Linked DNA regions of Homo sapiens: region 1 is linked to region 2. Evidence: chromatin loops called from intact Hi-C (ENCODE). Cell type or tissue: OCI-LY7. All regions are shown on one strand. Links, peaks and the distances in the headings refer to the core of each region. The heading gives the core; the rest is flanking DNA. Region 1 overlaps CAPSL (calcyphosine like). Region 2 overlaps NIPBL-DT (NIPBL divergent transcript).

The links. Hi-C counts contacts between places; a loop is a spot of excess contacts. Peaks named below come from ENCODE experiments on the same cell type or tissue, not always from the same donor. Only the 100,000 strongest peaks of a DNase experiment are listed, where the experiment ranks them.
Region 1: a loop joins it to region 2, with 4 times the contacts of the local background. A loop is called at or near these places in 2 of 110 quality-filtered maps.

The regions. Positions count from the first base shown.
Region 1 is chr5:35,903,218-35,906,142 of GRCh38, forward strand. CAPSL (calcyphosine like) reads right to left here. Exons shown (of 5, transcript NM_001042625.2): 5 at 1,071-1,429. The coding sequence ends at 1,328. Among named protein-coding and RNA genes, the nearest start is that of CAPSL, 34 kb to the right of the region's middle. RefSeq lists an enhancer at 1,378-1,477. In OCI-LY7, for the core only: no CTCF peak of the experiment used is centred there; DNase peaks (open chromatin) are centred at 1,404, 1,724 and 2,624; H3K4me3 peaks cover 1,814 bases; H3K27ac peaks cover 2,500 bases.
Region 2 is chr5:36,869,033-36,871,957 of GRCh38, forward strand. NIPBL-DT (NIPBL divergent transcript) reads right to left here. Exons shown (of 1, transcript NR_046262.1): 1 at 2,329-2,925. Among named protein-coding and RNA genes, the nearest start is that of NIPBL-DT, 6.2 kb to the right of the region's middle. In OCI-LY7, for the core only: CTCF peaks have their summits at 1,606 (motif pointing left) and 1,806; a DNase peak (open chromatin) is centred at 1,589; H3K4me3 peaks cover 727 bases.

The DNA.
Region 1 (2,925 bases), core at 261-2,760, 970 kb before region 2:
TCTTATCTATTTTCCAGCCTCTGGGCTATCTTTGCTTCTAGTAGCCTTTCATGGGCAGAGTCCTACACATCAACGATATGAAGCCAAAGCTTAGTGCTGGGAGGAGGAGGTGTTAAGCCATGAAGCATCAAGATGGAAAACCTGCTTTGGAATATTATTGAAATCCTAGTCCGTGTCACACCCAACCTCCTTGTGCTGGTGGGAATTTTTGTTTGTTTGTTTGTTTGTTTGAGACAGAGTCTTGCTCTAGGCTGGAGTGCAGTGCAGTGGCATGATCTGAGCTCATTGCAGCCTCTGCCTCCCGGGTTCAAGCAATTCTCATGTCTCAGCCTCTGGAGTAGCTGAGATTACAGGCATGTGCCACCATGCCCAGCTAATTTTTTTATTTTTAGTAGAGACAGGGTTTTCACCATGTTGGACAGGCTGGCCTTGAACTCCTGACCTCAGGTGATCCACCCACCTCAGCCTCCCAAAGTACTGGGATTGCAGGCGTGAGCCACTGCACCCAGCCCTTGCTGGTGGGAATTTCAACACAATTGGCAGAAAGCAGAGAGGGGAGAGATAAACATTCCACCAGGTGAAGGCTTTCTGGAATAGCCTGCCCACACACAGCGCAAGATGTCCCAGATAAAATCTGAGCGCCCAGCCCAGTTTCAAAACTTCAGCCACAGGAGTACCATGAACAGGCGTGGATCTACTGCTCAAAGAAATAGCCTCCTCACTCACACCAGTCTTTAAAATGACTATTAAATAAATCATTTTGAATCTATTTGTCAAACTGCGGCTTCCCTAAACCCTAAGCAGTGAAACTCAAGATTTGCTTGTAGAAATTGAGGCTAACACGTGGTCTTCTTCTGGTCCCCAAATGAGACTGAAACACTTAAAGACTTACAATCAGTCATAAAAAGAGATATATTATCATCTCACCTAGAAAAGGATCATCTAAAAGGAGGTGAAGAAAAACTATGGGTGCATGGGTGAGGGTTTTAATTAAAATACTCAAGCTTTCATTAATGGCCAAGGGATAAAACCTAAAGTTGATTAGACACCTGCATGTATCAGCACAGCACTAGGAGCTTTACAGAGCTCATTTTATTTAAGTCCTATTTTAGAACAAAGGAAACAGTCTTAGGCAAGGCAAACTCACAGTTGGCTACTCAATGTCTTTTATTTCTGCCTGTTTTTTGGCCCCAGAAAATGCAATATTTTGACACAGAAAAAAACATTAGGATGAGTGTGAAATCAAATACGATTCTGGTTTTTGAGCTGACATTTAGTCATTTGGAGCCACATGGCTGTCCCAGGGCCTGGTCCCCAGGTCATGTGCTTAAAGCTTCCAGGCGGTTCTCATCATGATGATGAAGTACACATCAGTGTCAATGGATGCGCTCACACCTGCATAGTAGTTCATGAACTCCTCAGGGGTCACCTGCAGTGGAAAAGTTAGAAACAAAAACGAAACTTTGCTTCTCACTCTGTCAATGGGCGCCCACCTTGTGCACCTGTAAATAGAAGGGAAATAGAGGATTTCTTTGTGTATGTGATCATGGCTGAGGAACTGATCTAAAACAAAAGAACAAGTGAAGCTGAGGATGGTGTGAGAACAGCACCTAGGAAGAGAGAAAGAAAGTCTTGAAAGTTTCTAAGCCAACCTAAATGGAAAGTGACGCATAGGTTGTCATCTTTTGTCTAAGGGTGGGAGCCCGTCGGTTCAGGTAAGGGAGACTGAAACTCAGAGTAAGAAGGAAGTGCTCTGCAACTGTAGTTATTTCTGTCTTTCTGTGACACGTCAGAAACAACATGTCATGTCCTTGTGTCAGGGTAAGTGATGTTTTCCCTTTCCAAAAATGGAGTTCTCTCCTGTGGGTGAAGAAACAGATTTCTAGTTAAACGCTCCCGGGTTGCATGCTTTTCTAACACATAAATAACTCATTCAAGGCCCAGGGTGAATAAAAAGCTTACCCCTGCTTCATGCCTCCCACCCATCCTGGCTTCTCTCCACTCTACACCCATGACCATCTCTTTGAAATATTGACTAATGTGTTTATCTGTGTGGGGATTTTATATTACTTTCCTTTGGGGAAGGAGAAAAGACAGTTATTAGTCTTATTTTTAACAGGTCTAGATAATATGTACACTCTAATTTAATCATGTTGGTTGACATGATCGGTTGGGGACATACCTATGCCTTCCAAGAATCATAAGAGATGACTGACCCACTGGTCCTATTGAAATTATAAGTGACCAGAAAAGAAAAGTCACTGGATCCACAGTTGTCTTTCATACCACCCCTTCCCACTAAAAACATAAGGAAGGGCAGTAGAAAGAAAGGCATTTGAACTCAGCTCATAGTTGAACTGTAAATACACATCTACAATACATGCATAGAGCCTCTGTCAAAATTAGGATACCATTAGCATCCCCCTTTGTTGAACTTCTTTATTCCTCTCCTCCTTTGGATTCCTCAGCCTCTGCTTTTCAATTCCCTCATTAAGGGATTACATTAAGTTTCACACATCATTATTGCCCTCTTTCTATCTTTCTCATGTTGTGTGAGGTTCCAGGGAAATGTTTATCAGTGTGGGTCCACACCACCTGCATCAGGACAACCTGGGGTGTCTGTCATAAGCCTAGGCCCACAGGCTGTACCCCACACCTGCTAAATCAGAATCTCTGAAGCAGGTGGTTGTGGAATTTACTTCTTAAAAATCTAAACATCCCAGTTAATTGTTGTGCACACTACAGTAATTTAACTGGGAATATCAAAGATAATTAAGATAAAGTCTCAGTCCTCAAAAAGTTGCAGGCTGGTGAAATACTCCAACAAAGTAAGTGGATCATTTTACAGCAAATAGCAAGTAAACTAAAAGAGTTACCCACGAGACCCTGAGCCATTTTGACGGTGCACTTTACCATGACAGTTTG
Region 2 (2,925 bases), core at 247-2,746:
ACTGATGAGCTGTACATCTTGGATATTATCGCTGTGATTAACTGACTTGACACCAAATGCCAATTTATAAAATAATGCCAGTATAATATAGCATTATAAAAGAATATACCCTTCAAAAAGTTTAAAGTCTACTTTCTAGTACTCAAAATCAAATAATTTGCTTTTTATTTTTTATTTTTTGGCTGGAGATCGGAGTTTTATTATAACTCAAATCAGTCTCCTGGAGCATTTGGGGATCAGTTTTTAAGGATAATTTGGTGGGTGGGGGAAGGCAAGTGAATAGAGTGTGCTGATTGGTTGGGTTGGAGATGAAATCATAGGGAATTGAAGCAGTCCTCTTGCTCTGAATCAGTTCCTGGGTGGTGGCCACAAGATCAGATGAGCCAGTTTATTGATCTGGGTGGTGCCAGCTGATCCATCAAGTGCAGGGTCTGCAGAATATCTCAAGCACTGATCTTAGGAGCAGGTTAGGGAGGGTCAGAATCGTGTAGCCTCCAGCTGCATGACTATTAAACTATAATTTCTAATCTTGTGCCTAATTTGTTAGTCCTACAAAGGCAGTCTAGTCCCATAAATGATTTGCTTCTAAGTATCACTTTCTTGAAATCACTGGTGGCATACTGAATTTGTATGATTGTTCATATATCAATGAAATTAAATCTTTCAATAAAATTTAAGAAGTTTGTCTACTTCATAATGAAGATATGCTCCACGTCCTATGGAGATAGTGCTTAAGAAGTATATTTTTGAAAGGAATAAACACATGAGTAAAAGTATATATGGTATGTTTCCACAAACCTTGAAACGAGTAAGGGGCTAGACTAGCTAATTCATTTGGTTATTCAACTAAAAATGTTTGGGTCTTTACATTTATTTTGATGCAGTTAGCTAACGCTCAGCTCTTATACTTTTACTTCAAATAATATATAGATCACATCTATTCATTCAATATGCACCCATTCTATCAGGCATTTTGAAGTTCTTAGACAAAATTAAATAAACTGACATAATCACTTAGCTACTAGATTCCTCCAAACATCTCTCACAAAACAGATATTACTTTATTTGTTGTGTTTATAAACAGTAGTGGAAACAATTCTGTTCTCTAATTTTAAGCTGAAAAATCATGTCCTTATTAATTCACTGTAATAATTTTTTATTAAATTTTATCCCTTATTTCTTAGATTAAATGCACATAAATTTGATGTACAACTTTATAGTTTTAAAATGTGTCTATTTATGGCCTAATTTCAACTTTAAGTGAAAATGGAATTATTAAGAAATATTCACTGTTACATTTGGCTAGCAATTCATCATGGCATTAAGGTACTGTTTTCCATGGTTTTTCCATCTTGGGTTATAATACTGAGACATTTCACTTGTATAGTTCTGCATTCAATTTTTCTTCCAATTTATTTCCTGCAAGGTAATTCTAAGTTATAATTGTCACTGTATCCTTATTTGATACATTGGTCGCCTTTCTCTCCTTATGACTGTCTTTTTGGTAAACTCAAAAAGTGAGCAGGGGCCATACAGTTAAATTCAAAACAGGAAGTCATATGATGTTCCTTTATACTCCTACCTTTCATGATTGACTTGGCTCCCTCTGCTGGTTAGTAATATAATTCCTTTCTTAGTTCAATAGGGTATGTGTTAACATTGGTGAAATATCTGGGGTGAATAAGCTTGGAGTTAGAGCTTCTTATATGTTGATTCTCTAGCAAATTTTGTGTTTAGCTAAGGTTTTAACCAACCTAGGCCTTACTTATCTATAATGGAAAGGGACTTGGTATCACATGCCTGAAAAACAAAATTTTTATTAATGCCGTCTTAAATAGACTTGCCAACATTACAATACTGAAATCTACAAATAGCAAATAAAGTGAAAGAGTAATGAAATATTTAAATTGTATTAAAATATTTCAGTATAATATAATCCTTAACTTATTTGCTTTCTGGTTAGATACTTTTCATTCTACTCATGCAATATAATGCCTCCTTTTTAAATTCTATACACAATTTCTTCCTTCTTAAGTTTCCCCCTTTTAAATCCTATACACAAGTGTAAGTACATTTATTTAAATATATAGAATGAGTTGGATGGCAAATGAGAGTTACCTATTTAAGAACTTATTTACTTTGGCTAGAGAGAAAACACTTATTGAAAGTTTATTTTTCGGAGGGAGAAAGAAGTTTCCACCATTTTCAGGGAGTAATTTGTTCCTATGATAATTACTCTGTGAAAGATAGAAATTTGCTTTGGTCTGACTTATTAATAAACACTTGTTTTAAGATTGAAGGGAAGGTGGGAAGAAATAGAAACAAACATATATTCTGCCCCATGTTTATTATTGTGCTGTATCGGACATTTTAGATTGGAAAATGTGCTACAACAGATCAGTAATAGTCACAGATCTACACACAACAAATGTAGGTCCACTAGGAAAATAATTCCTCCTCACAACTTTAACCGTATTTGACATTTCTACTAACAACATAACTTTATTTCCTACCCTTTGCCTTAAGATTACCTTTCTGAAACCAGTATCAGATCTCTAAAATAGCCTGGTACTTCCTCTAAAATCCTTCACTAGTTCATAGGCAGTCAGATCTTTCTAACATTCCTTTTTTCCCCATTTTCTAAGGAAAATCTGAACTGTAGATTTTTAAAAACAAAAACAAACACTTTTTTTGGCCTGTAACCCACAATAAGGAATATGTTTTACAAGGTAATCTAACACATATACACATGAACAAATGTTTACTTAAAAACACATACCCTTACCATCTGTGATGTACGCTTTTATTTTCTATTCTTTTCTCTATTTTAAATAAAAAATGCTAGTCATAATGCAATAAATTAATTTCATGACCCATAGTGGTACCATAATCCACAGTTTAAAACACTGGTCTGGAGCAGATGCT